Linked DNA regions of Homo sapiens: all the other regions are linked to region 2. A link is a loop called in an ENCODE intact Hi-C map of the cell type or tissue named here. Cell type or tissue: PC-3. All regions are shown on one strand.

Evidence for each region. Hi-C counts contacts between places; a loop is a spot of excess contacts. Peaks named below come from ENCODE experiments on the same cell type or tissue, not always from the same donor. Only the 100,000 strongest peaks of a DNase experiment are listed, where the experiment ranks them.
Region 1: a loop joins it to region 2, with 8 times the contacts of the local background. A loop is called at or near these places in 43 of 110 quality-filtered maps.
Region 3: a loop joins it to region 2, with 8 times the contacts of the local background. A loop is called at or near these places in 11 of 110 quality-filtered maps.

Annotation. Positions count from the first base shown.
Region 1 is chr2:113,195,607-113,203,606 of GRCh38, forward strand. PSD4 (pleckstrin and Sec7 domain containing 4) reads left to right here. Exons shown (of 17, transcript NM_012455.3): 11 at 121-164; 12 at 541-701; 13 at 1,958-2,028; 14 at 2,141-2,307; 15 at 3,134-3,278; 16 at 3,477-3,620; 17 at 5,552-8,000. The coding sequence ends at 5,809. Among named protein-coding and RNA genes, the nearest start is that of PSD4, 26 kb to the left of the region's middle. RefSeq lists a silencer at 3,583-3,872. In PC-3, CTCF peaks have their summits at 3,641 (motif pointing left) and 4,775; DNase peaks (open chromatin) are centred at 3,325 and 3,675; H3K4me3 peaks cover 2,308 bases; H3K27ac peaks cover 1,583 bases.
Region 2 is chr2:113,075,349-113,083,348 of GRCh38, forward strand. It overlaps IL1F10 (interleukin 1 family member 10), which reads left to right. Exons shown (of 5, transcript NM_173161.3): 5 at 1-495. The coding sequence ends at 16. Among named protein-coding and RNA genes, the nearest start is that of IL1F10, 11 kb to the left of the region's middle. RefSeq lists an enhancer at 2,522-3,721. In PC-3, CTCF peaks have their summits at 4,879 and 5,083; DNase peaks (open chromatin) are centred at 2,773, 3,273 and 3,963; H3K4me3 peaks cover 957 bases; H3K27ac peaks cover 4,078 bases.
Region 3 is chr2:113,365,755-113,373,754 of GRCh38, forward strand. The region is part of intron 2 of LINC02966 (long intergenic non-protein coding RNA 2966); the gene reads left to right. It overlaps LOC107985936 (a long non-coding RNA gene), which reads right to left. Exons shown (of 2, transcript XR_001739651.2): 2 at 4,638-5,010. Among named protein-coding and RNA genes, the nearest start is that of LINC02966, 45 kb to the left of the region's middle. In PC-3, CTCF peaks have their summits at 4,961 (motif pointing left) and 5,163; a DNase peak (open chromatin) is centred at 4,947; H3K27ac peaks cover 618 bases.

The DNA.
Region 1 (8,000 bases), 120 kb after region 2:
TATGTTGTGGGTGGAGGAGGCAGGCTGTACACATGCCCCTATCCTACCTCTGCCAGACAAAGAGACTTTAGGCTCCACAGCCCTGAGGCTCCCCTGCCCACCTGTGTGCTTCTGTTCCAGGCCCTCTACTGGTCTATCCGCAGCGAGAAGCTCGAGTGGGCCGTGTGAGTGAGACTCCCTTTCCCCTCTCCCTCTCACCCCTCTCCCCTGTCTTTGGACTGTCCTCCCTCTGTCACCCACCCGAGAGTTAGAGAAACTCAGATAGTGCTCCCCTTGGAGTGAGGCAAAGCCAGAGGCAGGGCTCTGGGGAGAGAGCATAGAGGAGCCCAAGTAATACCGGAGGGCCAGAGGTAGTGGGGCGTGGGGTATGGCAGAATTTTCAGGAATTGATGGGTTCACTGTGAAGGAGGACTCCTTGTGGGGGGTCCTGGGGTGTGGCTTCCCAGGAAAAGAGAGGTTGCTAAGGCTCTGGGAGGCAATGGATACCTCCCAGTTCTCTTTGCATAGTCAGCACTTCCAGCCCGATTCTCTGATGTTCAGGGATGAAGAAGACACAGCCAGACCTGAGAAGGCCCAGCCGTCCCTGCCAGCTGGCAAGATGAGCAAGCCCTTCCTTCAGCTGGCTCAGGATCCCACAGTGCCCACCTACAAGCAGGGCATCCTGGCTCGGAAAATGCATCAAGATGCAGACGGCAAGAAGAGTGAGTGTCTGCTGCCCACAAACAGGGTGGCGTGCTGGGAGCAGCCCTGCTCAGGGACCTGTGCCGATGCATGCACAGGTGTGCAGAGAGACAGCCCGCGTTGAGGACAGGCAGCCAGCCCATGTTCCTTCCTCAGTGCGTACTGAACAGTGACCATGTGCTGGATGCTGTGTGAGGCACTAGAGGGTAGGTAGGAGAACCCAGACAAAACAGGCCTAGTTATTCCTGGGCCCCAGAGTCCCTGTAGTAAGGTAGAGATTAGACAAGTGTGTCAATGTCTGCGAAAAAAATGTAGCAAGAGCTGAGTGTCTAGGGGCTGAATCAAGTGAGGAGAAAAAGGTTTTTGGTTTTGTTTTGGAAGCGGGATGTGGCTACAGGGAGAGGTAAGGCTTCTGGTAAGTGATGGTATCTGCGCTGAACTTTGGAGGAGAAGAGGGTCTGGAATTTGGAAGCTGGGCAGAGGGCATCCCCCACAGAGAAAACAGCAAGCCGAGTTTGCTCAGAACATGGGGTGTGTGAAAGGGAGGTACACTTGAGGCAAAATTGCCAGGGCCTGCATTTGGGCCTTATTCCACAGGCAGCTGAAGGCTTTTGATTATGGCACCAACATGTCCAGAGTGGTGATCTCAGCAGACTAATGTGCAAGCACAGATTGAATAGGCTGGGGCGACCAGGATGGGAACTAGCATTGGCTGTGAAGCCGCCGGGGCCCTAGGGCTGCCTTTTGTCCAAGGAGCTTAGAATGGATCTTACCACACAAGACCAGGGTGGAGAGGTAGGGGGAAAAGAGGGCAGGTGGTGCTCAGAGTGGGGTACACAGGGAAGGGCACCCCAAAGCTGGGCTCTGCGCCCTTGAGCCCCTCTAGATGGGTATGCAAGGTCAAGATCATCCTGCAGGGACTAGAAAGCTGTCTGGGAGGAGCTGTGTTTGTGCCTGGGTGTTTGCCACTACTTGGGGTAGTGGGTGTGTGTTTGGAGTTGGAGAGAAGATGATATGTATGAATATCTATATTTGGATGTGAGTGGTTCTATGGTTTTGTTTCCAGCGGGCATTGCCTGTGTGTGGAGAGACTCTATATGTTTGTTTACGATTGTATGTGTTTTCTTGTGTTGGCATGTTCTGCATTTGTGTGCATCCTGGTGAGAGACTGGAGGTGGTGTGAGGGACAGGGGGCATATGCACACTTGCGTGTGTCTGAGTGTGTCTGGATGCTGGTGCCCCCACCTACAACATTTGTGTTCTGTTCCTGGAACAGCGCCATGGGGCAAGCGTGGCTGGAAGATGTTCCACACCTTACTGCGAGGGATGGTTCTCTACTTCCTGAAGGTAGGAAAGGAGCCAACACCCCTGTCAGAATGGGAGACTGAGAGAGGCCCAGAACAGTCTGGAGGGTGGGCAGCTGATGATAACCTCTTCTCTGAGCCCCTGTGACTGGTAGCAGGGAGAAGACCACTGTCTGGAGGGGGAGAGCTTGGTGGGGCAGATGGTGGATGAGCCCGTGGGGGTGCACCACTCGCTGGCCACCCCCGCCACGCATTACACCAAGAAGCCGCACGTCTTCCAGCTGCGCACGGCTGACTGGCGCCTCTACCTCTTCCAGGCACCGTAAGTCCCTGGGGTGGGAGACTGTGGCAAGGCCTTGCCCTGCCCTAGTTCTCTCTCCCCTGACCCTGCTGACACCTGAGGCTTGTGGGCCCCAGGGGGTCCTGGTGGGAATGGCCGTATGATCAGAAATTCTTAGAAAGCGGCAGCAGGAAGAGGAGCTGGGGACCAGGGATGAAGCCCAGGCATCGCCTACTTCCTCCCCATCCTTGGCCAACTTTGCCAGCACAGTATGCCTTTTCCTTGTCAGTGGGATAAAGCCTCCCAGTTCAGAACACAGGATTCCGGGAAGTTGCTAATGATTGACCATATCTGGCATTTGTTATGAAATCTGTCACCTTCTCAGATTGTCCTCTTTATTTTTTATTGTTTATTTTTGAGACAGAGTCTCGCTCTGTCGTCCTGGCTGGAGTGCAGTGACTCTCACCTCGGCTCACTGCAACCGCCGCCTCCCGGGTTCAAGCGATTCTCATGCCTGAGCCTCCCGAGTAGCTGGGATTAAAGGCGGGCGCCACCGCGCCTGGCTAATTTGTGTATTTTTAGTAGAGACGGGGTTTCACCCTGTTGACCAGGCTGGTCTCGAACTCCTGACCTCAGGTGATCCGCCTGCCAAGGCGTTGCCACCGCACCGGGCCTCCAAATTTTCCTCTTTATTGATAAGAAATGCCACGGTCAGAGGTCGGGTGCCCGGCTAGTGGCAGGGCTGTAACTATGGGAGGCTGAGTTCTGAGCAGCTGGCCAGCTGTGCAAGCAGCCACAGGAGGGGGCGGGAGGAGGGTGACAGGACGGACTCTGTGTCCCCGGGGACCAACGACCTCCTTTGCCCCAGCACTGCCAAGGAGATGAGCTCCTGGATCGCGCGCATCAACTTGGCTGCGGCCACGCACTCCGCGCCGCCCTTCCCCGCCGCTGTGGGCTCCCAGCGCAGATTCGTGCGGCCCATCCTGCCCGTGGGCCCCGCCCAGAGCTCCCTGGTACGGCCTCCGGGAAGGGGTGGGGTCCGGCGGAACTGGGAATGTGCACCTGGAGCCCCAGGACTAACTCGGGGAGGCTGGAGGCGGGCTGCGCACTTGGCCTGGGAACCGAGGCGGCCAGGGGGGCGGCGCGCCCGGGCCCGGAAAGCGGCGGAGGGGACGCCCGGGACAGCGCCCCTCACCGCCCGCTGCTCGCAGGAGGAGCAGCATCGATCCCACGAGAACTGCCTGGACGCTGCCGCGGACGACCTGCTGGATCTACAGAGGAACCTGCCGGAGCGGCGGGGCCGTGGCCGCGAGCTGGAGGAGCACCGCCTGCGGAAGGAGTACCTGGAGTACGAGGTGAGCGGCCGAGCCCACCTCCCCGCCGCTGCGCAGCGCCCTCTCCGCCCTCTCGTGGCCGCCTCGGTCCCTGCAGCCGTCACTGCCCTGACCGCGCCGGGGCGGGGAGAGGCGCTTGCGTGCGGGCGGGGCCCGCGTGCGCCGTCTGCAAAGGGGCGGGGGCTCCCACATGGACACCCGCGTGCACGGGCGTGCACAAAGAGTGTGTGTCCCCACGCACTTAGGCCTGTCGCCTCTCGTCCTGGGGGCACATAGCAGCTGCTTGTCTGGAAACACCCATAGCAGATGTTATTTTACAGTTTTCTTTTCTCCTAAGAGTATATTTGGCTTTTCCCAAGTTGAAGGGAAAACTGTATTTCAGCTCAACTGTTCCTTCTAATACCTACCAAATATTAATAGGTAGTATGGATGGAGCTTGTCTTCCTTGCATGGATTGTCTCATTCAATTAACAGCTCTGGGTAGGTCCTGTTATCCTCATTTTACAGATGAGGAAACTGAGGCACAGAGAAATTAAACTACTCTTCCAAATCTGGTAAATTTACATGCTGCTCTAAATGCCCCGTTTATGGTCTTAACTAAGAAATGACCGTGTTTTTTTGTTTTTGTTTTTGTTTTTGAGACAAAGTCTCGCTCTGTCGCCCAGGCTGGAGTGCAGTGGCTCGATCTCAGCTCCCTGCAACCTCCGCCTCCCAGGTTCAAGCGATTCTCCTGCCTCAGCCTCCCGAGTAGCTGGGATTACAGGTGTGAGCCACCACACCTGGATAAGTTTTGTATTTTTAGTAGAGACAGGGGTTCACCATGTTGGCAAAGCTGGACTTGAACTCCTGGCCTCAAGTGGTCTGCCTGCCTCAGCCTTCCAAAGTGCTGGGATTACAGGTGTGATCCACTGCCCCGGCCAGTAATGACTTTGTTGACTCTACAGCCCATGTTGAAATGTTTTATCCCTTAGTCTCCCCCAACCCTCACCCATCCACCCACACTCCCCAATTCTGCTTTGGTGTGACGTCAGTTCATCTGGGATCCTAACACTGGGTGCCTGCTTCAGGGATCCTGGGTGCCTGCTTAGGGTGAGGGCCCACTGGGCAGGAAGGGTAGGTGAATGCAATGTGAAAATAGAGGGAATCAGAGGCCACCCAGAGGCAGAGACCAGGAAGTGGGAGTCAACATCGCCTCCTGCCTGTCCCCGCTGTGCCCGCATGCAGCCCTCTGCCTGTCTTTCAAGGTCCCAGGCTATCCCTTGGCTTGTTGGTTGTATCCATGGCTGTGAACTCCCCACTTCTCAGAGGCCTCAGGGTGTGGCTGTGAGGACCCAACCTCTTCCTCCCACTGACCAGCTGGGACCTTTAACAAGTCACCAGCCCTCCCTTCCGCAATGATTTGTCCCCTCCCAGGGCTGGCATGAGGATCCAATGGGATGGAGGGTGAGGAAGCACTTTGTAAACTGGAAACCATATCCCAAGGATGCTAGCTGCAGGGGCCTCAGGAGTACAGTGTTAAGTAGATGAGGGTAGTTAGCATCATGCTCCACAGATGCCAATTGTTAAAATGCTATTTAGACCCAATTAGGGCTGTACAGATGTGAGCTGTTTGTGTGTAGGGCTGCAAAGATCTCAGGCATAGTGGGTGACACATCTTTTAGTGCCTCAAAGATGGAACATGGCATAGAGATGTTAGTTACAGCACTCCAAGGGGTTGGTTATTATTAGAACAGGGCTGGGCTGATATGTGTCATTATAATACTATCCAGAGGTGTGCTCTGCAGTCTGCTTATCCAAGCATTATACTGACACTCACGGTTGGTCCAGCCCTCTTTCTGTCGAGGTCTGTATCGCCATAGCTTCATGTACCTGTGAGCTGTCCCTCACGATTCTAGCCTCCTCCCAACCTGGAGCCAGGATGGTGCTAAGGTGGTGGGGCCTGTGTGTTGCAGAAAACCCGCTACGAGACCTACGTGCAGCTGCTGGTGGCCCGCCTGCACTGCCCCTCTGATGCTCTGGACCTGTGGGAGGAGCAGCTGGGGAGGGAAGCTGGAGGCACTCGGGAGCCCAAGCTCAGCCTGAAGAAGTCCCACTCGAGCCCGTCCCTGCACCAGGATGAGGCTCCCACCACGGCCAAGGTGAAGCGCAACATCTCAGAGCGCAGAACCTACCGGAAGATCATCCCTAAGCGGAACCGCAATCAGCTGTGAAGCCAGCACCACCTCAGAGACACTGTTCCCTGCTCCAGGGTAGACCTGAGATGAACCTCCCTGGAGGAGACTTATTTCAATGAGTCCACCATGACGGATGAGGCACCTCCTTTCCCTGCTGAAGGACAAACCTTGTTTCCCTGTGGCCCTCATTCTTGTGCTCCCTGAAGCTTTCCTAATATTGCTGTGCTCCCCACCACCCCCATGGCAGTCCCTCCGCAGCCCCAGTCCCTGGCCACGCCCAAGGGAAGAGGGAGGTGAGGACTTGACTTTCCTCCCAGAGCTCAGCCCATGTCACCCTCCAGGCCCCAGAATCCAGAGTGGCCTCATTTCCTAGACTTGCTGAGAACTCAGCACTTGTTTGAGAACCAGTGCTTATGTGGTGTGCCCTTGGCTTCTGGGGGAGAGCTTGGGGCAGCAGAGGCCCCTGGGCAGCCCAGCCAGGGGAGCCACAGCCCCAAGGATGGTCTTGCTCTGGGAATTAGGTGACCTTCCTGGGGAGGCCCCAGGAGAGTGAATCAGGGACTCTTGAGAAATTCCTAACCAGCCTCCTGTGACCCAGGGAGCAGGGTCGCTAAGGTCCTGCCCACTGAGGGGACAGCCTTCTGGGCAGGGACCTCGGGGGGCTTCAAGGGCTCTGCACGGCTGTGGGGCCCTGTGCCTTTGTCTCCTTGTGTCTCCTTTCCCCCGAAGTAGATGAAACAGTCTCACATACCCAACTGCTCATCAACAGAGCAGAGCTGATGGCATGAGTGAGGGCTGGGCGGGGTGGGGCCTCCAGAGCTTTGCAGGGAACCCTGGAACCCTAGGAACAAGGAGCCTTTGTTCCAACAGAGCAGAGAAGGAGGTTCTCTATGTTCAGACCACTGGAGAGGATAGAGAGGTAAAAGGTGGCGACAGTTTCCCTTAGGGGTCTGCCTGGCAGGAGCCACAGCTCAGGAGAGTTGTGAGGGATGGGACGGAGGCTGGCGACCAGGCGAGGCCTAGGCCAGGCTCGGGAGACTTTTCTGTGCTCCTTTCTACACATGCCTTAAACCTTCCTTCCTGTGGGGTGCCTGGACCCCTTCCCCATCTCTGGCAGCTCAGAGGGTCTCTGCTGCTCTCCCCTGGGAAATCCCCTCATCCTGCCCTCTGGCTGCCTCCCAGCTGGGCTTGTTCTCTGAGGGAGGTTCCGGAGACTCATGGACTTGGGGCTCTGCCTGTAGGAAGGAGGCTGGGCCGGAGGGACCAGCCACCATTGTCTCTGTTCAGCCAAGTGTGCAAGTAGGCTGCCCGCCAAGAGGGGGCCTCTGCTACCCGCTGCTGCCTGCCGGCTGACACACTGCCTCCCCAGCCTTCCTGCTAGGCCACCCTCCTCCCTTCCCATGCTTGTAACCAGCTCTGGGGCTTGCACCTCCACAAAGTAAGGTTGGCCCTTGGAGGCCATGTTTGGGTCTCCGGCCAGGGCCTAGGGCTAGGCCATGCACCCAATGGGTGCACAATAAATAACAGGTCAACAAAGAGGGAGGTGTGTCAGTGTGTGAGGAAGGGAGGTCAGGCAGCTAGGACCACCTGCAGTGTGGCAGGCTTCATCCCTCTTTGCTCCAAGTGTGTATGTGTGTCTGTGCATGTGTGTAGTGTCTGTGTCTGTGTGTTCATGCATATGCAGGAGTCACACGGTCATAGGCCATCAAAGCTGGAGGAGACCTCAGAATCATTCATTCACCTACTTGCTCATTTATTCATTCATTCATTTTGCAGATAATATGGGACGCTTTCTATGTGCCAGTACCAGGGGATTCACAAATGAATTAAACATGTCCCTGACTCCATGAGTTGACAATCTTGCCCACTGGTTTCCTGCTCTCAGTTTACAGAGGCACTTTTATCTTGCTGGGGAAGTGTGCTGAAAAGACACATTCCCAGCCCACACCCAGGGATGCTGATTCAGTCAGCCTGGGTCAGAGGGATAGATAAATATGTTTAAAGCTCCTTGGGTAATTCTGATGTGTAAGTAGCAGTTAGCTGCAGTAGAGTCCAATTGCCTCATTTGATTGAAGTGGAATCCCAGCATCAAGTGGACATGACTTTTGGCCCAAGACTGATGCTTACAAACTAAGTGGAGTAGGTTATTTGACCTCACTGAACATGCATCCTTTTTTTTTTTTTTTTTTTTTTTTTTTTTTGGAGACGGAGTTTCGCTCTTGTAACC
Region 2 (8,000 bases):
TGAACAGAGCTGGTAGGGAGACAGGAAACTGCGTTTTAGCCTTGTGCCCCCAAACCAAGCTCATCCTGCTCAGGGTCTATGGTAGGCAGAATAATGTCCCCCGAAATATGTCCACATCCTAATCCCAAGATCTGTGCATATGTTACCATACATGTCCAAAGAGGTTTTGCAAATGTGATTATGTTAAGGATCTTGAAATGAGGAGACAATCCTGGGTTATCCTTGTGGGCTCAGTTTAATCACAAGAAGGAGGCAGGAAGGGAGAGTCAGAGAGAGAATGGAAGATACCATGCTTCTAATTTTGAAGATGGAGTGAGGGGCCTTGAGCCAACAAATGCAGGTGTTTTTAGAAGGTGGAAAAGCCAAGGGAACGGATTCTCCTCTAGAGTCTCCGGAAGGAACACAGCTCTTGACACATGGATTTCAGCTCAGTGACACCCATTTCAGACTTCTGACCTCCACAACTATAAAATAATAAACTTGTGTTATTGTAAACCTCTAAGTTTGTGGTAACTTGCTATAGCAGCCATAGAAAACTACTACAGAGCCTTATTCGACCCTGTGTCCAGTGTTTGATGCAAGAGACTTGGTGAGTTCTTAGAAGGCTACCTGCAGCTTCTCCTCCAGTCCATCTGCTATGGAGCCTCTAGAAACAACCAAGAAGCCCCAGGCAGAACTCAGTGTCCTCTGCACAGGGACAAAGCCCTGGGCTGCTTACAACTTAAATTCTAGCTCAAGTCTTGTGATTTTCTACCAGATACTTCACAGTGAATCCACAATTCCGTGGTTGACTGTTGGTACAGTCCGCTATCTGCCAGGTGCTTAAGTAGTAGCAAGGGCCAGACAATATGTGTGTCCTGGATGTGTTGAGTTTAAGGTTACAGTGGAGTCTCTAAGTTGAGGTGATTTGATATAGCTGGGAGTACAGGGCTGGAATTCAGCTGAGAGTTTGCAATTGGAATTCATACTCATCCTCAGAGCTCAAACGCTTCTCTGTTTCATGGAAAATATTTGACTGGGATCAAGCTAGAGCAGAAAGCCCATGGTATCAGGACTCAGAGAAGGCACAGGCTGCTGGCGCTGTCCCTCTGTTGTATAACTACTTAACATTCACCTAGCGTGTTCTGAGTTCCAACCATGGGGCAGCAATTTTAAGAACATTCTGTTGTCATCCTCAGAATGACTCTTCAAGGCAAGCATTTTCACCTCCATTTGACAGATGAGGAAACTGGACTAAGAGAAGTGAAATAACTTGCTGAAGGTCATATGGGCTATCAGTGTTGGAGCTCAAGATAAAACTTGGTGCAGCTGACCTCAATGCCATTTTGCAAATTTTTATTCCACTTAAGGAGCTGAGGATAGAATGGTGAATAAAACCAAACTTCCTTGTAGCTGATAATTGAAAGGGAGAAACACTAAACAAGCAAATAAACAAACAAGAAAACAGAAAGGGCACTTTTCATGATTAGAAGGTGAGGGCAGCAGGTATTCAATGGAAATATTAGATGGGGGGGTCAGGGGAGGTTTTTTTTTTTTGTTGTTGTTGTTGTTTTTTTACTTTTTTGAAGAGGTAACATCTGCACTGAGGTTATGGACAGGAAGGAACTGTGACTAGAAATAATCAAGGCAAAAGAGTAGCAAATGTGTTGGCCCTGAGACAGAAAGGAGCTGGTATGTTCAAGTAACAGTAGAAGGCTGGGGTGGGGGCTGGAGCCTGGAGAGCAAGGGAGGAGTAGGCAGTGAGCAAGACCAGCAGGGTTGGGTCATGTGTGGCCTTGAAGGCAAAGTACAGGCTTCCAAGTATTAAGTGTGACGGGAGCTACACGATAGGCTCTGATAATGTTTAGGTTCTTTCTCTGAGCTGCCTCTCCACAGCCTGTATGTGCCCCGGGAAATTGATCACCTGGCTGGCCCATTATAACTATGTGTTTACATGGTGGGACTCAATTTTATGTCAGCTGTGGCCAGAACAGCTGCTGGTAAATGCAGAAGAGGCTGAGTAAATGCAAAATCTTAAACAAGTTAATGGATAATCACACTTGATTCCTATTCCTCCTCCTCCTCCTCCCCTTCTTCTTCTTCTTCTTCCTCTTCTTCTTCTTCCTCTTCTTCCTCCTCTCCTCCTCCTCTTCCTCCTCTTCTTCTTCCTCCTCCTCCTCCTTCTTCTCCTTCTCCTCCTCCTCCTCCTTCTCCTCCTCCTCCTCCTCCTCCTCAGGACAGGGTCTTGCTCTATCACCCAGGCTGGAGTACAGTGGTGCAATCATGGCTCACTGCAGCCTTGACCTCCTGGATCAAGCCATTCTCTGCCTCAGCCTCTTGAGTAGCTGGGACCACAGGCATGCATCACCATGCCCAGCTAGGTTTTTTTTAATTTTTTGTAGAGACTGGCTCTCGTCATGTTGCCCAGGCTGGTCTTGAACTCCTGGGCTCAGGTGATCTTCCCACCTCAGCCACCCAAAGTGTTGGGATTACAGGTGTGAGCTGCTACATCTGGCCAATCACTTGGTTCTTATGGGACATTCATCATACTGTGTGAGAAGAGCTATGGTACCAGGTAGAGACACCATTGTAGCCTAGAGGTGGAGCTGGCAGGGAGGGCTGGGCAGGGCTTCACAGAAGAAAGAGCATATAATCTGGGCCTCAGAGAAAAAGCAGGTGTTTTCCAGGCAGAGAACGCAGGGATGGGCATCCCAGGCAGAAAAACTGCTCAGGAAGGTGTGATGATGGAGAAGAGCTCCCAGCACATCTGAGGTGAGTCATCAATGTGGCTGGGACCCAGGGCTTGGACTGAGGAGTGGCTGCAAATTCACATGAGAAGATGGGTGGCTCCTGATTGCTAATGCCTTGTGAAGGAGTTTTTATCTGGGAGGCCCCAAGGAATCATCCAGGTATTTCAGGCAGGACCCAGATTTTAATCCTGGGCCCCTCAGATCAGCACTGGGCCAACACAGATGCTACTGGGTCCTCAGCTCTTCTCAGCCACCCCCTCCCTCCCCTTCTCCCTCCCTGACTTCTGTTTAGCACTGCCCCGGGGTCAGCTTCCATGCTGTGATTTCACAGTCAGCCTGACCCCTGCTTCATCTTCCCTGACCAGTTCATCACCTTCATGCATGTGTTGAAAGACAAACTTTGGCATATTAAAATTTTAAGGAGTTTATTTGAGCAGAGAATGATTCATGAATCACAAGGTGCCAAATTGCAAGTGATTCAGGGCTCCACCCAGGGGCTACCGGAAAACCATTTATAAGTTGTTCAGGAAGCAAAAGGAAGAAAAAAATTCATTGGTTAAGTGGAAAATCCTTAGTTGCAGGTTAGTCGGCGGTTCCTGATTGGCTAAGCTTAAGTTTCGTTTTCTTAGTCAATGACCATTCACTCTGGGTTGGGTTTTAGTTTACTTAGGCAGGAACCCAACACGCTGGAGTCATCTCAGCCTAATACCTTCCCAATTAATTATTTTAACACATGGTAACTCATTTCTGCTGGCCCTTCCCTTGTGAACTGTGCCCATGGACCACCCAGGCAAATGCAGGCCTCCTCCTACTTACTAGTGGTGCTGTTCCAAGTTGAATCATGTTCTCTATATAACTAAAAAAAATTTTCACATGTAAAATATGCCAATTCTCTAACAGTGCACAGAAGAGGAAGAGGACATAAAGACTTAGAAGACATGTCTCTATGACTGAAGGACACATAGTGCAGATGGGAAAACCAGACCTTGTGAATAAAAGCTCATATTTATTGACTGCAAGACACTCCAAATAGCACTTAGAATCAAATTCTGCAGGACTGTGGTAGAAATAGTGATGGGACTTTCTGGCACTAGGGTTTAAAAGTAAGGAATGGAGGCAATTTCTGACAGGTGCAGTTCAGCGATGCCAAGAGTATTCTTCTCCCACGCCCCAAGGCTCATTCCTTAAATTCCTTCTCCTCCCTAGAAACCACACCAAAGTCTTCACTCCAAAACCTAACCAGGCTAGAGGGTTATTATTATGTGAATTCTAGGGAGAGGTACACTTTAGGTCTTATCCACTATTTACATCTCAGAATGAACTGGTAGGTCCAGAGAGAGAGCAAACAGGCAATTAAACACAGTGTGGCCAGCTTTCGGTCAGGTAGCACCAGGAGCAGGGTGGGTGGGGAGGGTGAATGTGTGTGTCTGTATGTGCATGACGTGTCCATGTATGTGTATGTGTGTGCTGTGTGTGCATACGTGCTTACAAGAGACTCCAGATGTAGGCAGCAGTTGATTCACAGGGGGCCTAGTCTTTGTTCCAAGAAGCTATGGAACAACTTCACACAAGAGGGCGATGAACCCAGGGTCTCCTATAACCTGTGTTTCCTAAGTCATTCCACCAGGATTCAGAATCTAGTCACTCTTCCCTTTGACCCAAATTTTCATCTCGCGATCCTAGGCCCACCTCTCGCATCACAATAGCCCCTAGGAATACCGGCTCAAAACATTGTACAGAAAACTCCGCAGGACACACAACTCATGTCAGTTCTAGGGAAATCTAAACTCAGATTTAAGGAGGAAACAGTAAAAGTGAAGGAAAATGCAGACAACTTTAATGGATACTAACTTTTCCTTGATATAATTCTCTAAAATATACAGCTACTTCATAAATGAACTTGACAGAAACAAGTGTAATGAATATAAACAGTAAAGTTAACATCTTGGACTGAAGCACTGGCATTCGGTTTACCTGACCTTATTTCTGGTTGGATTTTACATTTGCATAACTAAAAGGGTTCACCAGAATTCTACCAAAACACAGTCTATCCCCAGAGCAGATTCCAATCTCCGCCCTCAAAGGCACAGACTCCACGCTATCTAGAGGCTTGATCCCCCTGCCCATTTCTGAGGCTGGGAGCCTGCAGTGTGGCCTTTGGGCTAAAGATGGCGACAGAGATCAATGTTGGCGCTGCCTTTTTGGGGCTAGGTTCTGAATGAGCTCTAACATTTAATTCTTCAAATACTTAGCAGCTACTGTGTGTCAGCCCTTGTGCCTCAAATCCCCGCCTCACTTACAGTAGATGCATCCTTCCACGCAATGCGTGAGAGTAGAACTGGATCCTGTGATGACTTCAGGAAGTCCGGGTGTCCATTCTGTTGGGTAACAATTTTTGTTAGCTCCCCCTTGTCACGAGGGACACAGCCCCTGCTCTCTAGGAGTTTGGAGCTTAGGAGGGAAGGTAGATATTAGACACATACTCATTTCGACATTTTTCCCACCTATGTGAAGGAGCATCACACGAATGCTTGATCCCTTCTCCCCATGACAGAGACGTTGCTGTGAATCTGTCTCCTGTACACTCATTCCCTCCAATTCCCTTGGATGTTCTTGCCCAGGCTCTGGTCACAGAATTGGGTGACAAAGGATGCTGGGAGCCTTGAGTTCTAGCAGAGGCTCTTCCATACTGGAATATTTCTCACAGACATTTTCTGAAGGTCCATAGTCACAGGACCCATGATACAAAAAATAGCACTGGTTATGTAAGTTTGTCTGCATAAAGGACAGCAGACGTAGGTATCAGCTAGTTATGCATTTTGTAGACTGGTTCCAGTGCACACATTCCAATGAGTGCTCATAGGTTTATGTGAGAAAATGTGTTATTTTTGATACCTTCTTCCACATGCCTCTCCCTGTTCACACCCTCTGCTTCAGACACTGGTCTCCTCACAATTCTCCAAAGACACACTCTAGGCACGATGCTACTCCAGAGCTCCAGCAGTAGCCTTGTGTTTTGAACACTTGTTCCCCAATTACCTGCCTGGCTTGTTTCCTCAGTGAGGCCTACGCTGGTTACCCCCGTGAAAACTGCAATATGCACCCCCTCAAATCTCAGCACCCTTAGATTACCTATGGTACTATCACATTCTAATACACTCTATAATTTATTTTTTATTTACTGTACTTTTTTTCCTTTATCCTCCACTAGAATGCAAGATCCACGGGCAGAGGATTTTCTTTTTGCCTTGTTTATGTATTACCAGCATGTACAAGCATTTATGACGTGTCAAGCACTCAGCAACATTTGCTGAATGAAGAAAAGAACTCAAATAGGATTCCCAAAAGGGTCCTACTTAGAGGTCATGCTCTGCAGAGACTAGCACCAGGGCCCCTGTCCAGATTTATTAGGAAAGACTGTGGCATCAGGTGGGAGTAGTGGGAAGAGGGTCTAGTCTCCAGAAGGAGGGCTGGTGAGGGGTGGACAGGATATCAGGGTTTCCAGTCAATATCTGAATCACTTTGCATGGTGTCTCAGTTATCTATTGCTGAGTAACGAACCAACCCACAATGCAGTGATTTAAAACATCAGTGATTCATTATTCCTTCTGATTCTGTGAGTTGACTAGGTGGTTCCTCTGCTGATCTTGCCAGGGCTCTGTTGCACTCAGCTGGAGGCTCAACTCAGCTGGAAAGTCCAAGATAGTCTCTCCCATGTCTGGCTGTTGGTGCTGGCTGTTGGTTGGGGGCCTTGGCTATTCATGTGTCCTCCCATCCTCCAGTAAACTGGAATGACTTTCTTACATGGCTATCTTAGTGTTGCTTCTCAAAAAGGGAAAGGTAGAAGCTGCAAATGCTCTTGAGGCCTAGGGTCCAAAACTCACATTTGTCAGGAAGGACTGTGGCAGTGGGTGGGAGTAGTGGAGAAAGGGTCTAGTCCCCAGAAGTGGAGCTGGTGAGGGTGGATGGGATACTGGGGCTCCCAGCCAATGTCAGAAGCACTTTGTCATAACCTGCCTCATGTTATTCACTCCTAGCATAGCCTGTTGGTCTAAGCAAGTCCCAAGGCCAGCCCTGATTTATGGAGACGTGGGTAGAGAAATGGATTCTTCCTCTGAAGGGGAAGATCTGCAAAGAATCTGTGCCCAAAGTCACTGTAAACAAATGGAAGAGGAGGGGGTAAAGCACAGGCTGACTGATTCGTGAATGTGCACTCCTGACCATCATGCTATGCTGCCTCCATGAGAAACTCTGACATGGCTGTGTAGCCAGCAATTCATTCATTCATTCTTTCATCAAATGTTACTGACCACCTGCAATGTTCAAGTGCAGAACTGGGCAGGGGGCATACAGAATTGAATGGGGTCCAAGATTTGGTGCTCCTAAGGAAGATGAGAAAGCCAGCCTTAGCCAAGCTCTCTCAAATCTTCTTCATCTTGCTCTGTGGTTTTAATGCTAACTAGGAACCCAAGGGAGAGGGTCAGCCCTTGGAATGTCTTCCAGAGGAAGGTGAAGCCCAGCTGGAGTCCCAGTCTGTGGCAAGTAAACTGGGAGAAGCAAGGACAGGCTTAAGGCTTAGCTTCTGTGCCAGGGGCTATGTGTAAGGTTTGACTTCCTAGCCTTCTCAGGTTCACACACTACTCCTCATTCCTTCATGCCCTCCCAAGCCCTGAATTCAATGTTGGGCAACAGTGAGAGCTTAATCAATGGCTTTGAATGATTCTTAGGCAAGCTGAGAGGAATATCAACAAATGTTTTATCCGATATTCCCAAGAGTAGCCTGACCCAAATCCAAGATTATCTCCATGGCCTGCCCCTTTACATCAACTCAGAGGATGCTGCTGACATTATATATTTGCATGCTTACTATGTTAAAAATGTACTGTCAGGAAACCAGAGGCTCTCAAATTATCTTAACCACTTATATCAGGATCAGCTGAAATGCTAGTTAAAAATGAAGATTTCTGGGACTCTACCCCTTACTGGCTAATACAAAATTGCAAAATTGTGGAGCTGAGCCTAGAAAGCTGAATTTCTAGGCAGCCTGTGGGTTATTCTTATGAAGAGTCTGAGGATCTCCAGCCTCTACAGAACGTCACTTCTTCCACGTCCATTTCTGCCACTGATGCTGAATAGGCAGAATCCCTCCTTACTACCACCACCTGTAACATGTGCTTGTCACATGAGTTAAAAATAAAGCCCCCTGTTGTAAGTCGCAAGTCAGACCCACAGAATTTAGATCCCAATCAGGGAACGTGACGCTTGGTACGT
Region 3 (8,000 bases), 290 kb after region 2:
ATTTCACCTGGGGGTAGAACAATAGCTCACAGGACAGGTCCTAGACAGGTGGGCTTTTTCTGCAGCCCAGACCCTCTTGAAGTAGCTTGGGTTCAAGATTGAAGCCTCCTTGCCTTTGCTGCTCAAACCCATAGACTTAGGGCTCCTTCTAGGGGAAACTTCACCTCTGTTCCTGGTTGTAAGGCCTCCCTTGAAGCACTATATCTGAGTATAGAAGTACTACATCTGACGTAGACGAATACTGGGGAGGAGAATGGTGAAATCTTGCACAAGTTGGCAATTTCAGGGAAGTAGAAGAGAGTGACTTTCTCAGTAGGCATGCTCTTAACTAGTTCTAAGTAATGATTTGGAATGTTTTCATGTTTTACCTAGCTCAGTTTGGTCTTTGGTTTGGATCTTTCTTGTCCTCTGATTTTCAGAAAAGAATGTCCATTCTGGTCTCAGCTCCTCCTCCTTAGGGCATTTGGATCACTCACTGAGCTCCCAGGCAGAAACAGAGTGGAACTTGAGTTGGACCTGCCATGTACTGTGTGACCTTGAGCAAGACCGTTGACTGCTTGAACCTGAGTTTATTGAACCTGTGAAATGGGAATAAAATTATTCACCCAGTTTAGATCAGGATCAAACTACCATCACCACCACCACCACCACCACCATCACCACCATCACCACCACCACTACTAACCCTCTTAACCGAGTGAGCATTTATTGTGTCCAGTGTTGTGCTACGAACTTTACATGAATTATCCCATTTAATCCCTACAATGATTCTATGATATAGATGTTAGCAGCACTCTGAGTTTGCAGGTAAGGAAATAGAAAATGCCAATATAATTTGCCCAAAGCCATGCAGTTAGGAAGTGATGGGACAGAAATTTGAACACAGGCAGACTGACTCCAGGGTCTGAACTATTCAGCCTCTGCTGCAACTTAGGAAGCAGGTCTTGCCTGGTTCCTCATCACTATTGAAACTTCTCTTTATCTTTTCTCGCTGTCTTCCTTCCACTTGGATAACTGGATTCACCTTTCATTAACCTGGATTCAAAGAAGCAAGAAGGCATCTCTTCCATGCACTGACTAACTTCGTTGCAAGCGTGCTGCTTTCATCTTTTGTGTACCTAAAGATGCCTGCAGAACCACATCCAACATGGCTGATACCTGGACCTTTGTGTATCAAATAGCTTGGGAGGGTCATGACTGGGCCTGAGAAGAGGAGACAGTGGCTTGTGGAATGAACTCAATTTGTGCACTTTCCCAGGGCATGGGGGAGGAAATGACAGTGACTTGTTGCTTGGGAAATGCTGATGGGTGGCCTGGTATCTTGGGAATGTGCTCAGGCAACCAGGGGATGTTGTTCCAACCTCTCCTTCTCCTCCTCATTCCTGGGATGGTACTTTGGACTCCTCTTCACTATTCCCAGGCACAAAAGAGAAATATGACTCTGTCGTTTGTCGATACTCTTAGTGCTAATTTAATCACAACAAAACTCTACGTATCGGTATATGCCTGCTTCAATGCTAGTATTTGATGCTATCTAATTTACTCCTGGCAGTCCTGTGAGGGTGCTATCATTACCCTCATTTTATAAACAAACAAACTGAAATTAAGAGATGAAGAAACTTACCCAGGATTGCACAGACAGAAAGGATGAAACTGAGATTCAGATACAGAGCCTGGATTCTTAATCACTGTGTTATATACTGTGACCCATGGAGTCACCCCAGGCACTTCCCCAGTGCAGTGTCCCACTCTGAGTGGGTCCACCCTTGCTTCCTTTGTAGTGAGCTAGGCTGTACACATGGATCCATCACCTGGGTGTCTGGCCCAGGCCAAGTTGCTTGGCTTCTGTTTGTTCATGTGCAGCACCATGGTCATCACAGTGATGTGCTCGCCCCACAGAATCATTGCAAGAACATACCAAGGTAAAGCGATAAAACATACTTTCAACTCACCAGGCATTTGTTCAGCTCCAACTATTAACTAATGCTAAATATTGGAGGAGGAGGTGACACCCAGGGGTTGCAGGCTCAGGGAGCTAGAGATGTGAACTTAGTAGCCCAAATCTGAGGGTGGGTATCTTAAATGCAAATAATATACTTAGGAGAGGCTGAGGAGAAGATAATTCCAACATTGAGAAATATTTGGAACAGGTGGTCTGAGCCAAGGTTTGAAAGACTTCAAAAGGTAGGCGGTAGGATGAACAGGTACTTCCAGGCTATGAGAACAACTTGACTGACTACGAGAAAAGAGGACATAAAGCATGTGAATGGGTGATGTATGTGCAGGAGCCAAGAATCTGTCTTTCTGCCTGTGGGCTCCATAGGATAAGGCAGTGGCCAGTTGTCTTAGCATGTTTAGGCTGCTACATAACGCTGCTATAACAAAACACCATAGATTGGGTGGTTTATAAACAACGGAAATGTATTTCTTATAGTTCTGGGGGCTGGGAAGTCCAAGATCAAGGCAGATTGGATATCTGGTGAGGGCCCGTGTTCTGACTTATAGAAAGCACCTTATTGCAGGGTCCTCACATGGCAGAAGGGGTGAGGGGCCTCTCTGCAGCCTCTTTTATGAGGACATTAATTTCATTCCCATAGGCTCCACCCTTATGATCTAATCATCTCCCAAAGGCCCCACATCCTAACACCTTCACCTTGTGAATTTCTGAGGGACACAAACATGCAGATAATAGCACCATTCTGAAGCCTTTCAAGCCATGCAGAAGACTTCCACATATATTCTCATATTTTCCATGGGAAGCTTCGCCTGGGTTTTACAGAGGAGTGTCATGATGCCATCTATTTTAAAAAGATCCCTTTGGGGCAACACTAGAGAGACTGGGTGAACCCAGAGGCTGGAAGGTGGGTGAGGGGGGTCTTGCAATAATACAGGCAAGAGGTGATGAGGGCCTGAGTTCAGGCAGTCAAAGAAGGGATGGAGAGGAAATGAGGGCTGCTAGAGACATTTGGAAAGGAGAACAGACAAGTATTGGACAGGAAGGAGAAGGAAAGGACTTCTTCCTCCCATAGGGCAGTTCCCCTGCACCCCTGCAATACACACCCAGCTTCCCCACACACTTGGAGGTGGCCTGGCAGAAGAGAGATTGACATTTCTCTTTATCTGCTGGCCTTTTAACTCTGTTCATAGCCATGAAGTCACCTTCTTTTTTTTTTTTTTTTTTTTTTTTGCCTTACTACATTTGGATGATTTTCCTTATAATGATTGTCATAGTCATAACTATAATAATTATAGTGGCAATAATAAGATTCTGAATGGCTCCAGAGCCTTTCTTCCTAGGATGTTAATGTGTGAGGTGGGGGTAGGAGGGTTCCTGGCAGGAATATTATTAGATCCAATTTGCTGAAAAGTCACTCTCTGCCATTTGGAAAGAATCTGGCCAAGAGGGAAGCATTTCTGGCCTTTGGAGCATGGACTTGTTCCCAGATGAGAACCCATGTTCTCCATGAAGACTGGCAAGGGGGTTCCTGCTGCCTGGTGGGGTATGCTAAATGCCGATTGGCTGCTCGTGATGGAGAAAGGTGGAGAGGTATGCTCCAGAGCTTTGCCCCTCTCCCGTCTCTAAGAAGCCTTCCCACAGGTCTCTGGTGGACAATGACTCCTCCGTGCCTGCCTCAGGCTCTCCTATTGTTGGGCTGTATGATTAGCATTTAATCATAATATACAATATATTGTAGCATTTTATGAGTTACAAAACCTGTTTGGCTTCATTATTTCATTTAAACCTCCTAGCCACAGAGGTTAATATTATTATCATTCCCTCTCTACAAATGGATTCATTTGTTCAATGAACTTGCATGGAGCAGATAGTGTTAAATACTATGAAAATGAAGCATATGTGGTTCTGGGGGCTTCACCCCCAAATCAGGTACTCAGAGGTAAAGTGACTAAGACCCCAAGCAGAAGACTCTGATTTTCTTTCTCCAAGTTGCTTGCTCTCTTCTTTATTCAGCATACTTCAACAGCATACTTCATTCAGCATACTTCAACAGCATACTACAGTTACCCTAACTTTTAATTGTTCAAACTACCAAATTTGAGCACTTTACTGCTTCATGTTTCAAATGTTCATTTTGTCTTCCCAGACACATGGGAAAAATCTATATAAAAAAAGGACTTTACCAATTTACTTTTATTTTTATTTTGAGATGGAGTCTTGCTCTGTTGCCCAGGCTGGAGCGCAGTGGCATGATCTCGGCTCACTGCAACCTCTGCCTCCTGGGTTCAGGCAATTCTCTGTCTCAGCCTCCCGAGTAGCTGGGATTACAGGCGCCCACCACCATGCCTGGCTAATTTTTTGTATTTTACAAAAAATACAAAAGACCTGGCCAGGCTGGTCTTGAACTCCTCACCTTGTGACCCACCCTCCTCGGCCTCCCAGAGTGCTGGGATTATAGGCGTGAACCACTGTGCCCAACCAACTTCACTAGTTTGTTATTATTAAAGCCCATTTGTGGTAAGGAGTGTCAAAGTTTGTTTATACTTAGTAGTTACTGATCAACTATTACACAACATGTTTGGGCATACAGTAATTGATCAATAAATATCAGTAAGCCAGAGGGTTCCAACTCTCCAGCCTTAGCTAACTTCCTCTTAAAACACGGGTTTTATCCTCATCGTCAAAAGTATTTCAAGCACTTTATTTCTGGAACATGTGGAATCTTTCCTTTTAAAGTATTTTGTAGCCAGTTGCAAAATGATGCTGATATTTTGGAAGAATATTAATGTGCCCATCATAAAGGGAGAATAGTTGAGGCTAGGTAGGGGAAATTTGAAGTCCCAGCTTCCTTGTCTGGCTTGATGGCTGGTCTTCTTAGCATGTGAGTTAATTAGACAGATATGGAAGGATGGAAAGCCAGAGGCGCCTCACGTTGACGATTTCTCTCCGAGTGCTCTCAGTGCGCAGCACAGAGGATCTCTCGATTGACTGGACGCATGCTCCCACCTTGTGGTGAGATTTGATATCCTCTGGTCTTTTTTCGTCTGTACATCCTGCTGGGGAAAATGCAACCATTTAGTCAGTGAATGTTTGCTGAGCTCCAGGTGTACTCCCAGGCAGTAGGTACTGGGATACAGACATGAAAGAACAGACAGAATTGTCCTCTTGAGGCTTACTTTACTGGATATGTGTGTGTGTGTTGGAGGGGAGGGGGATGTAAGATGGGCAATAAAAAATTTATACAGATAAAAAACAAAGTAATTTCAGATAGTGCGAAATACTATGACAATGAAGCAAAATGATGCAATGGAGTGACTGGGGAGGAGACCTGTTTCAGTTGGGGTAGCCTGGGATGTTTAAGCCCAGGCTGACTGATGCACAGAAGTCAGGCTTGCGATGGAAGTCACCAGGATAAGGGAGCAGAATGAAGGCCGGGGGGATGCCTCATGGTCTGCAATAGGAGAGTGCTTCCAGATGTGGAAGGAGAGGCAGACAGGGGCCAAGTCACAGACACTGCCTTCTAGGCCACTCCAGGTGCCATGGAAACCACTGAGAGGATTGAAGAAAAGGGACACTAGTTTGAAGTGCCTCGTGAAGCTCTTTGCATTTGTGTGTGGACTTTTCCTTAAACGCAACAAGCATGTGCAAAGGGCCATGCTTGGAGCTTCCCCAGAAATTGTGAGCAGAGACTCACACTGTATCACTGCACCTTAGAATCATCTGGGGAATTTTACAAAATCCTGTTGCCTGGGCCCTACTCATGAGCAGTTAAATCAGAAGAGCTGCAAATGAGGCCCAGGCCTCAGTGTTTTTTGTTTGTTTGTTTTTGTTTTTGTTTTTGAGACGGAGTCTCGCTCTGTCGCCCAGGCTGGAGTGCAGGGGCGTGATCTCAGTTCACTGCAAGCTCCACCTCCCGGGTTCACGCCATTCTCCTGCCTCAGCCTCCCGAGTAGCTGGAACTACAGGCTCCCGCCACCACAGCCGGCTAATTTTTTGTATTTTCAGTAGAGACTGGGTTTCACCGTGTTAGCCAGGATGATCTCGATCTCCTGACCTCGTAATCCAACCACCTCGGCCTCCCAAAGTGCTGGGATTACAGGCGTGAGCCACCGCGCCCAGCCGGGCCTCAGTGTTTTGTCCAATCTTTTCAAGTGATTCTAGGGCACCACCAGAGCAGAGAACTGCTATGTGTCAGGGAACCTCAGCCTCAGCTGAGGGTGGTCAGTGAGAAGCTGACTGTTAAGGCAAGGGCCCCCAGAGGGTCTGGGGTGAGGTTCTGAGACAGTGGACTTTGGTGTGTGGGGCAGATCATCACAATTATGGGCTACAAAGGGAGAAGGAGAAGAAAGCAGATTGCAGAGCCCTGGGTATGGATGAGAAAGAGCTGGCTGAGTCTGGACTCACTTGGCTGCATGATTGTATTTATGACAATGGAGGGAAGACAGCTGCAGAAAGGGCACAGATTGGAAGGGCGTCAGAGAGAGGCCCGCAGAGGCAGACTGGTGGCTCTGGGGCAGGTTTGGAGGCTCCTGATGGCACCTACCCTGTCTTAACGCTTCCCACCCTAGCCTGTCTCCTAGAGGCCTCTTCTCTCCTCAGAAGTCTCCAGTCAACACAGTTGCATAGAAACTCAAGGCTGGATGCTAGGCTCGCGTCTTCTTGGCAGCTGGCCTTATACGGGCACACTGTCACAGGCACCAGGCTCTGTGTGGATAAATCTTCAATGCTGTTACGGTTGCACGCGACAGCAAACCCAACCCAAAACTGCTTAAGCAAAGAGGACATGTACAAGCTCAAGTGACAGAAGAGTTTAGGGCGTGGATTTAGGTGTGGCTTGATCTGGAACCAACCACTATGGCCAGGGGAATGCAAGGCTCTGATTGGTCCAGCCTGAGTCACATTCGGCCAATGGGAGCGGGGAATGGAGTCAGCACCACCGTCCAAAGAAAAGGTCTGAGAGTCAGGACAGCAGAAGAAAATCATCGGTGCTCTTACGTCAAAACTGGGGCAAAGGCATGCTTGTATGACCCGAACCAGGCAATGTTTCCTGTGGTAGTCCCATAACATGGAGGAAGAGTGTGGAGCTTATGATCTTCCTTGTCTGATTAATCAGTTTTGGTAACTGGAGGCTGGGCTTGGTGATTTTGAGGTGCAAAGGCTGTGGCCTCAAGTTTGTTGAGGGATGATGTATTAGTCCATTTGCTGCTGATAAAGACATACCCAAGACTGGGCAATTTACAAAAGAAAGAGGTTTAATTGGACTTACAGTTCCACGTGACCGGGGAAGGTCTCACAATCATGGTAAAGGGTGAAAGGCACTTCTTACAGGTCAGTGGGCAAGACAGAATGAGGAAGAAGCAAAAGTAGAAACCCCTGATAAACCCATCAGATCTCGTGATACTTATTCACTATCATGAGAATATTATGAAAAAGACCGGCCCCGTGATTCAATTACCTCCCACTGGGTCCCTTCCACAACACGCGGGAATTCTGAGAGATACAGTTCAAGTTGATATTTGGGTGGGGACACAGCCAAATCATATCATTCTGCCCCAGGCCCCTCCCAAATTTCATGTCCTCACATTTCAAAACCAATCATTGCCTTCCCAACAGTCCCCCAAAGTCTCAACTCATTTCAGCATTAACCCAAAAGTCTACAGTCCAAAGTCTCATCTGAGACAAAGCAAGTCCCTTCCGCCTATGAGCCTGTAAAGTCAAAAGCAAGTCAATTGCTTCCTAGATACAATGGGGGTACAGGCATCGGGTAAATACAACCATTCCAAATGGGAGAAATTGGCCAAAACAAAGGGGCTACAGGGCCCATGAAAATCTGAAATCCAGCAGGGCAGTCAAATCTTAAAGTTCCAGAATGATCTCCTTTGACTCCATGTCTCACATCTGGGCCATACTGATGCAAGAGGTGGGTTCCCATGGTCTTGGGCAGCTCCACCCCTGTGGCTTTACAGGGTGCAGCCTTCCTCCTGGCTACTTTCATGGGCTGGCATGCAGTGTCTGAAGCTTTTCCAGGCACACGGTGCAAGCT